2 separate regions of the Homo sapiens genome follow, and region 1 is linked to region 2. Evidence: read pairs that join two places in POLR2A ChIA-PET (ENCODE). Cell type or tissue: B cell. All regions are shown on one strand. Each heading gives the region's core, and the rest is flanking DNA. Links, peaks and the distances in the headings are about the cores only. Region 1 has its middle 30 kb from the start of FGD2. Region 2 holds the start of PI16 (peptidase inhibitor 16).

Region 1 (5,375 bases), core at 58-5,057, 80 kb before region 2:
CGCCTGTAGTCCCAGCTATTCAGGAGGTTGAGGTGGGAGGATCACTTGAGCCGGGGAGGTTAAGGCTGTAGTGAGCCGTGATTGTGTCACTGCACTCCAGCTTGGGTGACAGAGCAAGACCCTGTCTCTCCTCCACCCCTCCAAAAAATGGGTCTCTGGCAGCAGGATGGGAGGGAGATTTTCTAGTTTACCTTTTGTACTTTTTGAATTGTACCATGTGAATGTATTGCCTATCCAAAATTAAATCACTACTGCGGGGTGGGTACTGACTGGGAGGGGGCACAAGGGAGCCCTCCGGGGCCCTGGACGTCTTCTGAGCCTTCATTCTGGATCTTGATGGTTACGTGGGTGAACACACATGAAAAGTCATCAATCCATACACTTAAGTTCTATGCACTTTATTTTAAATTATGCTTCAAAAAAAGTGATGTATTCTAATGACATGATAAAATACAGTCAGCCCTCCATATCTGTGGGTTCCATATCCACAGATTTAACCAACCATGAATCAAAAATATTTTTTAAAATGGGTGTTTGCATCTGTACTGAATACATATAGACTTTAAAAAGAATCATTATTCTTCCAGCCTGAGGAACATGGCAAAACCCCATCTCTACCAAAAATACAAAAAAATTAGCTGAATGTGGTGGCATGTGCCTGTAGTCCCAGCTACTCAGGAGACCGAGGTGGGAGGATTACTTGAGCCTGGGAGATGGAGACTGCAGTGAGCCGAGATTAGGCCACTGCACTTCAACCTGGGTGATGGTGTGAGACCCTGTCTCAAAAAAAAAAATCATTGTTCTCTAAACAATATAGCCTAACAACTATTTACGTATACATATACTTTTTTTTTTTTTTGAGACAGTCTCACTATTGTCACCCAGGCTGGAGTGCAATGGCATGATCTTGGCTCACTGCAACTTCTGCCTCCTGGGTTCAAGTGATTCTCCTACCTCAGCCTCTTGAGTAGCTGTGATTACAGGTAGGTGCCTGCCACCACACCCGGCTATTTTTTTTTTTTTTTTTTTTTGAGATGGAGTCTTGCTCTGTCACCCAGCCTGGAGTGCAATGGCGTGATCTTGGCTCACTGCAACCTCCCCCTCTTGGGTTCAAGCCATTCTCCTGCCTCAGCTTCCCCAGTAGCTGGGATTACAGGAGCGCACCACCACACCGAGCTAATTTTTGTATTTTTAGTAGAGACGGGGTTTCGCCATGTTGGCCAGGCTGGTCTCAAACTCCTGACCTCAGGTGGTCCGCCCACCTCGGCCTCCCAAAATGCTAGGATTACAGGTGTAAGCCACCATGCCCAGCCTATTTACATATTTTTTACAGTATATTAGACATTATAAATAATCTAGAGATGATTTAAAGCAGCAATCTCCAAACTTTTTGACACCAGGGACTGGTTTTGTGGAAGACAATTTTTCCATTGACCGGGGCATAAAACTGTTCCACCTCAGATCATCAGGCGTTATAGTCTCATAAAGAGCGCGCAGCCTAGACCCCTCGAATGCTCAGTTTGCAATACGGTTTGCGCGCCTCTGAGAATCTAATGCCGCTGCTGATCTGACAGGAGGGGGAGCTCATACGGTCATGCTAGCTTGCCAGATGCCTGCCTCCTGCTGTGTGGCTCTGTTCCTGACAGGTATAGGCTGGTACTGGTCCACGGTCTGGGGTTTGGGGACCCCCCCCCGATTTAAAGTATGTGGAAGGATGGGCATAGGTTACATGCAAATATGGTACCATTTTATATCAGGGACTTGAGCATCTGAAGATTTTGGTATCTGCGGTGGAGGGGGGACGGTTCCCAGAACCAATCTCCCATGGATAGCAAGGGATTATTGTATATTAAAAATAATTTTATGTATTTATGTGTTTATTTATTTTACTTTAAGTTCCGGGATACATATGCAGAGTGTGCAGGTTTGTTACATAGGTATGCATGTGCCATGGTGGTTTGCTGCACTTATCAACCCGTCATCTAGGTTTTAAGCCCTGTATGCATTAGCTATTTGTCCTAATGCTCTCCCTCCCCTTACCCCCACCCCCCAAAATAATTTTAAAAATAAAGTCAGACCAGGATATATTGCCTTGCTCCACAAAAATAAATATGTTTCTAAAAAGTTTACTCAAGCCTGTTTCTAGAAAGTGAAGCATAACTTCCAACTGGCTTTCATTAAAACGTCTAAGATGTATTCATGTACTGACTCCATTCAAGGAGTGGCAGTACTGGTGTTGGTCTGAGCACTAGGAGCCTGCTGGGGTGAACCCACCCACTCTCTGAGTCTGGGCTTGATGATGGAAAGAGAAAAGGAGAGGTGAATTGAGTCTCCTTGAAAGACATGAGAAATTAGAGCCGGGCACGGTGGCTCACGCTTGTAATCCCAGCACTTTGGGAGGCCAAGGCGGGAGGATCACCTGAGGTCAGGAGTTCGAGACCAGCCTGGCCAACATGGTGAGACCCCCGTCTCTACAAAAATAAAAAAATTAGCTGGGCGTGGTGGCATGCGCCTGTAATTCCAGCTACTTGGGAGTCTGAGGTGGAAGAATCACTTGAACCTGGGAGGCAGAGGTTGCAGTGAGCCGAGACTGTGCCATTGCACTCCAGCCTGGGCGACAGAGCGAGACTCGATCTCAAAAAAAAAAAAAAAAAAAAATCAGAGAAATTAGAGCCCAGCAGAGAACACAGGAAGAGAAGTCAACACTGCCTGATCGCCTCTGCATCTGGGAGCTTGCTGGGCACTGTGCATGCTGGTACAACAGAAGCAGACAAAGAATTCTTCTGAGAGGCAAGAGAGGAAATCAAAATTGGAAAACAGAACCATATACTAATAATCCACTCATTTGCTGAGCACTTTACCATTTTCTTTTCTTTCTTTCTTTCTTTTTTTCTTTTCTTTTCTTTTTCTTTTTTTTTTTTTTTTTAATTTTTGAGATGGAGTCTTGCTCTGTCGCCCAGGCTGGAGTGCAGTGGCATGAACTTGGCTCACTGCAAACTCTGCCTCCCCAGTTCAAGTGATTCTCCTGCCTCAGACTTCTAAATAGCTGGGATTACAGGCATGCACCAGCCTGGCTAATTTTTGTATATTTAGTAGAGAAGGGGTTTCGCCATGTTAGCCGGGCTGGTCTCAAATTTCTGGCCTCAAGTGATCTGCCTGCCTCAGCCTCCCAAAGTGCTGAGATTACAGGCATGAGCCACCGCGTCCAGCCCACTTTCCCATTTTCAATATCCTTTTACGCCTGTTACATAATTTGACTTTGAAATGACCCTATGAATGGATGGGGTGCATGTTCATCGTCCCACCTTGTGAATGAGGAAGGAAGCTGAGACCTAGACAGCAAAGTCACAGGAGGTGACAGAGCCTGTATTCAAACCCATGTTTTACAATTCTAAGTCTGATGTGCTCACTGCTGCTTTCCAGAGAGGTCTCGGATCATCTAGACTGAGCTCTGGCTTCCCTATTTACCAGCTGTGTGATTTTGGGCAAGTTGCTGAACCTCTCTGTGCCTCTCTGTTCTCATTCTGTACAATGGAGCTGGTATAAGGATTACATGAGCCAATAAAAAGAAAGCACATGGTAAGTGCTCATCAAAAATTAACTTTTGTTTTTATTCCTAGAAAAAAAGAAAGTGAGACATGATAATGGCAAAGATGAGAAATCTGAGAATCATAGAGAGAAGAGGGTGAGAAGAACAGTTCAGAGGTGGAAATGGCTCTAGCATGTCAGTGCTCAGCTCCCCCAGGCAGTAAGAACAGGAATACGGTGGCCAGGCAGAGGCCAGGGCAGGCCAGCAGTACCAGTAGGAAGATGCCCTCACCCCTACCTTGGCCTTCAACCTGAAGAAGCTCAGTGTTTCCCTAGGCCCAAATCTAGCTGGCAGCAAGCCCAGGACAGAGAGTGAGGACAGGAGTGGGGAAAAGAGATGGATAAGGCATCTTGGCCACCCTCGAGGGGCTTGTGGTCTGGTTGTAAGATCGAGACAGGGCTATGTGAGCTAAGATGGCTTCCCTCAGTCTCCCCAGAATGCCAGGCTCCCTGTCCAGTGAGGTGCTGGTAAAAATGGAACAACTAGCTCTTTGTTGGGGGATGACAGGTCAGAGGGGCTGACATGCCAATTTTCATGTTTGCCAATTTCCATGGTGGAAATACTCTCATTGTGGCCATCTTCAAAAAGAAGCAGGTCCTGGTATCAAGCCATGAGGGCGGGACAGGCAGTAAGGTGAGGACAAAGGTGTGGGGTCACTGTCAGAGGTTGGAGACCTGCGTCCCGGTCCCTGAGAGAGTGCACAGGAATGCTACGTGCCTTGGACACATCATTTTACCTCTTTGACCTCCAGTCACCTCAAGGAAGAAAATGAAAATGTACTGTGTTGGAGGGTGGGCAGAGCTGGCGTGAATCCAGGCCAGAGGGTATTTTTCAAGCACTTGCTACATGCTAAGCCCTGGGATACAGAGACGAATAACAGAGCGTCATGCTGGGGAAGTGGAAAGATGTGAAAGTCCCATGACCTCATGGACATAGTGGTGGCGATGATTAGTAAGTACGAGGTGATGGCCTTGTCGTGTCTGAGTCACACAATTCATTCTGTCAGTCCCCAGATCTTTTGTTTTGTTTTGTTTGAGACAGAGTCTCACTCTGTCACTGAGGCTGGAGTGCAGTGGTGCCATCTCGGCTCACTGCAACCTCCGCCTCCCAGGTTCAAGCGATTCTCCTGCCTCAGCCTCCCAAGTAGCTGGTACTACAGGCGTGTGCCACCATGTCCAGCTAATTTTTGTATTTTCTGGTAGTGACAGGGTTTCACCATGTTGCCCAGGATGGTCTCAAACTCCTGATCTCATGTGATCTGCCCGCCTCAGCCTCCCAAAGTGCTGGGATTACAGTTGTGAGCCACCACTCCCAGCCAGTCCCCAGATTTTTATTGAGGACTGGCTGTGGGCCAGGCACTGGGAAACAGCAGTGAACAAAAGACCAACTCTCTGCCCTCCAAAAATGGAGACAGGACACTAATCTAAGAAACATAAAATAGAAGCCGGGTGCGGTGGCTCACGCCTGTAATCCCAGCACTTCGGGAGGCCGAGGCGTGTGGATTACGAGGTCAGGAGATCGAGACCACGGTGAAACCCTGTCTCTACTAAAAATACAAAAAAATTAGCCCAGCGCAGTGGCGGGCGCCTGTAGTCTCAGCTACTCAGGAGGCTGAGGCAGGAGAATGGCATGGACCCGGGAGGCGGAGCTTGCCACTCGCACCACTGCACTCCAGCCTGGGTGACAGAGCGAGACTCCGTCTAAAGAAAAAAAAAAAGAAAGAAAGAAACAAAATAGATAAAACGATTTGTATTATGTGAAGCAGAGTCAGGGGCAGAGTTGCCAG
Region 2 (5,375 bases), core at 171-5,170:
CAGCTGTGACCTTGGGTGAGTATCTTTCCCTCTCTGGACATTTTTGTCCCAAATCACTGGCCCCTGAGATTCTCTCAACTCTGGCAACAGTGGGAGACTGGGAGTGGGAAAGGGGCAGGGCGCTGGGGGCCAGGGTCAGGGTGTCTGAGATCACCTGCGAGGTGCCGGGCTGGACTGTAAGTGCCATCACGGTAGGGCATGGATGGATCCCCAGTGTCTGGCGCAGTGCTGGCACATAGTAGGTGCTCAACAGATACTTGTCAACTATTGATGACTGAGACAGGGCCCTTCTTAAAGCAGTCTACCCCTACAGAGCCTGGCTGTAATTTCCATTCTGACTAGATATCTGGAGCCCCACCATTAGCATCATTGCTTTGGTCTTAAGGATTCTCAGTCAGTCATCCAGAGCCCCCTGTGGAGTTTGTAAGACTCTCAGCACCCACCCACATTGGCCACATGGTCACCATCTAGAAGCAAGTCCATTCATTCATTCATTCAACAGTCCTGGGCATTGTGTCAGCCCTGGGACAACAGCAGGAACCAAGAAGCCCAAATTTCCATTGACATAAAAGTCATTTGGGCCACCACATGGTAAATGACAGATGTGCCACAAGTACTATAGAGGCACCAAAGAGGGCCATCTAGCCCAGCCAAAGGTGGAGAGGGAGACACCAAGCTAAGTGTTAAAAGATGAGGCATTAGTCAGCTGGAGGGGAGAGGCATCCTAATCAGAAGGTACACATCAGCAAAGGCATGAAGCTGGGAAACATTTTGGCTGGGAAAAGACAAGCTGTTCAGGTGACAGAAGAATAAAGGGCAAGCGGGAGAGGAGGATGGAGAGATAGGCAGGGGCCAGAACACACAGAACCTTCTCAGTCAGGAGCTGGAGCTTTAACCTGAAGCAGTAGGGAGCCATGGGAGCCACTGAAGGATTTTGAGCAGGGTCAGGCCCATGTGTTGGATTATTCATTCTGACAGCAGAGGCCAGAAGCTGGGGAACAGGTAGAGGCTATCCTAGGAGTCCTTGTGTGGAAGAATGAAAGAAACCTGAACCAGGATTGTGCTGAAAAGAGAAGGGGGTAGGGGTAAGGGTTAGATTTCAAGGACAATTGAACCTTCGGGGTGGCAAAACTGGTGCTGATTAGCTCTGGAGGCTGAGAGAGAAGGAAGAGTTCATGATAACCCCCACCTGCCTCACCCTGGATCCATTCCCTCTTTTGTGTTAATCAGACACTTACTGAGCACTTACTGTGTGCCAGGCATTCTTCTGAGTGCTTTACACATATTCACTCACTTAACCCTACAACCACTGTAGCTACAAGGGAATTATCCCACTGTTATCATCCCCATTTTACAGATGAGGAGACTGAGGCACAGAGAGTTTAATTTGGCCAAGGTCACAAAGCTAATAAGTAACAAAGCTAAGATTTGAACCCAGGCCATTTGGCTGCAGAGTCCCTGCCCTCACCACTGCTGAGGTTGAACCTGAGTCTTGTCCTGAATGTTTCCTGGCATCCCAGCCCCAGCCTCATCTCCTCCTCCTCATGTCACTCCCCATTAGGCAGCAGCATATCCCCTCAGTATCCCAACTGCCTCCCAGAATGTTGCCCCACTCCAAGGCGCACCTCTGTCTGAGAAGCAGCTCCCAGCCTGTGTGGCCCCCAGTCTCAGCCAGCAAGACTGTAGGGCATCAGGGATCTACAGGTGGGGAAACTGAAGTCCAACAATGAGTCACAGGCCTCAATCAGGGAGCTGTTGGCAGAGCTGCATCTGTGACGCCTGGTTTGTTGTCCACCTTTCCTCGATGTGCAGGCTGGCACAGCTGTGAACGGCAGTGCTGGGTGTGTGCAGAGCTCTTCCTAGATCTTTCTTACGTGTCATCCTGTCTGACGCCCAGGGCAGGGATCGCCAGCCCCATGTTTCCATCTGGAAACAGAGGCCTTTGAAGGGAAAGGGGTCCACCCAGAGTTACTTCAGCCAGATCACATTAGGCTGAGGTTAGAACTTAGGTTTGGGGCCCCAGGCTCACTGTTATGTTCCCCAAGGTGCATCTGTTCTCTCAGGCACCAGCTCCAGGGGTCCCTGAACACTGCCCAGCAACCTCCCCAGTCACCTGAGGGTGGCTGGAGGGGACAAGCTAGTTCAGCCCTCAGGGAGGGCAGGAAGTGGGTGAATTTCTCACTTTATCTCCTTTAATTCTGCATATAGACAGCCCGCCTCTCACCCTACCATAAATAGCTCTTCCTGACAGAAGTAACCAACCCTAAATCTGGCTTCTGTCTCCTGTGTGCATGTACATGTAATGTTTACTACATCTGCGTGTTTCACCAGGACATAAATAGTATTTTTACATGTTTTCAGACTTCATGTAAAGAGATCCTACTGTGTATTTTTTAGAGATTTTATTTCCTCCCCCATTCAGTATGATATCTGTGAGATTCAATCCACACTGGTATATACGTAGCTCTAATTCTGACCGCCTTTTACAGATGAGACACGGGATCGGCAAGGTTACAGGACTTGCCTCGAATCATAGGTCTTGTAGGTGACCGAGACAGAATTTGGACTGTGTGATCCAGAGCCCTCTCTGCTTCTGGATCCTGCTGTCACCCACCTCCTTAGCACCTGCCTCCTACTCCACGTGCCCACGCCCATCCTGCTGCCCTGCTTCCTCTTGTCCTCTCCTTGGCAGGCATGTGAAAGACCGTTTTCACAAAGGTGTTAAGAACTTCCCGGGTTCCCCCACTGAGGGCACATGCATTTGAGGAAGTGCTGGGGAAAGCTCATTGGAGTGGGAAGCCAGGGCTTTGGGTCTGGCTCTACCAGCTGTGTGACCCCAACAAATCCCTCTGAGCCTCACTTTCCTTATCTGTATTATGAGGCTGCTTATAGGGGCCTGTGAATTTTATTAGGCGGGTGCAAAAGTAATTGTGGTTTTTGCCATTTAAAGTAATGTAATACCATGTCAGGGACTCGGGGACTCTGTCACTGACCAGAAAAAGGAGAGGAATTCTGAAATAGCTTCAGCATGAGGAGCAGGGTAAGAGAGCCTGGTGACAGACCCTGGCCAGCACCCCTTCCATCCCAGCCAGCAAGGGCCGTGGCCACACTTACCATGTGCAGCATGTCTGAGGCCGTCGGGGATACCTGGGCCCGGTAGAGGTTGTGCAGCTCCACCATCAAACGTTTCTCCTCATCTGTGAGGGCTCCAACGGGGCCTGTGGTGGCCACCAGCAGTAGCAGTAGCGGCAGCAGAAGCATCAGGAAACTGCAGGAGCCGTGCATGGTGGCCAGCCGTCTCTCCTTCTCCCGTCCAGGGGTCTGGCAGCTGGATTTAAAGTCCTTCCCACACAAGCACCACCCTGGCTGGGGTGGGGCAGTGGGGGCCGTGTTTGAGGCCCAGCCCGACTCACACAATGTCTCAGGGAGGGCTGGGCGCTTTGGGTCCCGACCAGCATCAAGTGCACTCCCCTTGGAGTCCTTGGCAAAAACCTCCTTTCTCTTGGTAACGGGGGCTCAGGCCAAAAGCTGTGTGAGTTCCTAAGTTGTGGACAGATCCTTCAGGGGCAAAATCACAGTAACCTCTGCAGAGCTGTGACTGGTTGCACCCAGGTCACACCCACTGTGTGTTGAAGATAGATAAGAGAAAGGAAACCACAGACCCTACCCACAGAGGAGTGGGCAAGATGAGGAAGCTATAGGCTTTTGAAAGGACAGAGGAAGACCAGATGTATTTGATAAAAGGCTGAGCCAACCTAAATCAGAATCCTGGTTCTGCCCCTTGCTATCTGTGTTTTGGCAGCTTTCTCAAGTGAATCAGTGACAATAATAGTACCTATCTCACAGGACTAGAGGGAAGATTCAATGACATATAATGTATGTAAAGCACCTAGTATGGTGTCTGGCACATAGTAGGCCCTCAGTAACAGTAGACAACCCACTCATGTGGCCTGGGCCTTAGCAGGCTACCAGCCCCCTGTGGAGGCAACATTCTTGCCTGCGGGGGGAGAGGCCAAGGTCTTCCCCACTCTAGCTGTATTCAGGAATAAGGCCTTTCACTATGGCAAAATTTTGGCTTCCAGGTATCCTCTCTGAATGCATGTGCTTGACATGCTCATTTGGAAGTGGGATGCTGGGACCCCTGTGCTCTAACTATGTAGAAATATAATGTGTCTGTTTCTTAAATCAAGAGAGAGCAGAAAAGCAGAAGGTTGAATGAGCTGATGCACCAGGAGCTCTGAGGGGAAGGTATTGGAAGGGAAATAGCCTTAGCAGTCAGGTGCTGGCATTATAATGACCTTGACCTTGCAGGGGCCATGACCGGTTCATGAAGCAGGAAGCTGGAACCAGTACTCTTGAGGACAGCTGGGATCCTTGAAGCCTGCTTCTTCAATGAATAGGGACCTAGAAAAAGTCTACCCACAGGCTTTGGAAGATGACAAGAAAACCTGTCCCTGCCTGAGTCTCCAAGTAAAAATAAAAACAAAACCAAGATGGATTACACACACATACACACACACACACACTTATTAGAATTAATAAAGTCAGCAAAGTTGCAGGATACAAAATTAACACATAGAAATTAGTTGTTTCTATACACTAATAATGAAAAATCCAAAAAGGAAATTAAGAAAACAATTTCATTTATAAAAGCAATGAAAAAGAATAAAAAGAATAAAATTCTTACCAATAAACTTTTTTTTTTTTTTTGAGATGGAGTCTCGCTCTGTCACCCAGGCTGGAGTGCAGTGGCATGATCTTGGCTCACTGCAACCTCTGCCTCCTGGGTTCAAGTGATTCTCCTGCCTCAGCCTCCCAAGTAGCTGGGACTACTTGCCCACCATGCTGCCCACCATAGCTGCTACCATGCCCGGCAAATTTTTGTATTTTTAGTAGAGATGGGGTTTCACCATGTTGGCCAAATGGTCTTGATCTCTTGACCTCGTGATCCGCCCGCCTCGGTCTCCCAAAGTGCTGGGATTACAGGTGTGAGCCACTGCGCCTGGCCCTTAGCAATAAACTTAACCAAGGAAGCAAAAGACTTGTACGCTGAAAATCACAAGTGTTGACAAACAAAGTGAAAGAAGACACAAATAAATGGAAAGTCATCCTATATTCATGGATTAGAAGACTTGATATTGCTAAGGTGTCAATGTTGCCTGAAGCAATCTACAGATTCAATGCAATCCCTATTGAAATGCAAATCATAATATTTTTATAGAAACAGAAAAATCCATCCTAAAATTTATATGGAATCTCAAAGGACCCCAAATAGTCAAAACAATCTTGAAAAAGAACAAAATTGGAAGTCTTACAGTTTCTGATTTTAATATGTAACCACAAATCTACAATAATTAAAATAGTGTGGTATTAGT

Evidence for each region. Peaks named below come from ENCODE experiments on the same cell type or tissue, not always from the same donor. Only the 100,000 strongest peaks of a DNase experiment are listed, where the experiment ranks them.
Region 1: POLR2A ChIA-PET joins it to region 2 with 5 read pairs; 2 of 35 experiments call an interaction of 5 or more read pairs at or near these places.

The regions. Positions count from the first base shown.
Region 1 is chr6:37,032,552-37,037,926 of GRCh38, reverse strand. No RefSeq gene overlaps it. Among named protein-coding and RNA genes, the nearest start is that of FGD2, 30 kb to the right of the region's middle. In B cell, for the core only: no CTCF peak of the experiment used is centred there; no DNase peak of the experiment used is centred there; H3K27ac peaks cover 1,197 bases.
Region 2 is chr6:36,952,671-36,958,045 of GRCh38, reverse strand. It overlaps PI16 (peptidase inhibitor 16), which reads right to left and starts at 3,308. Exons shown (of 7, transcript NM_153370.3): 1 at 3,115-3,308. The coding sequence starts at 3,285. In B cell, for the core only: no CTCF peak of the experiment used is centred there; DNase peaks (open chromatin) are centred at 2,715 and 3,633; H3K4me3 peaks cover 1,743 bases; H3K27ac peaks cover 334 bases.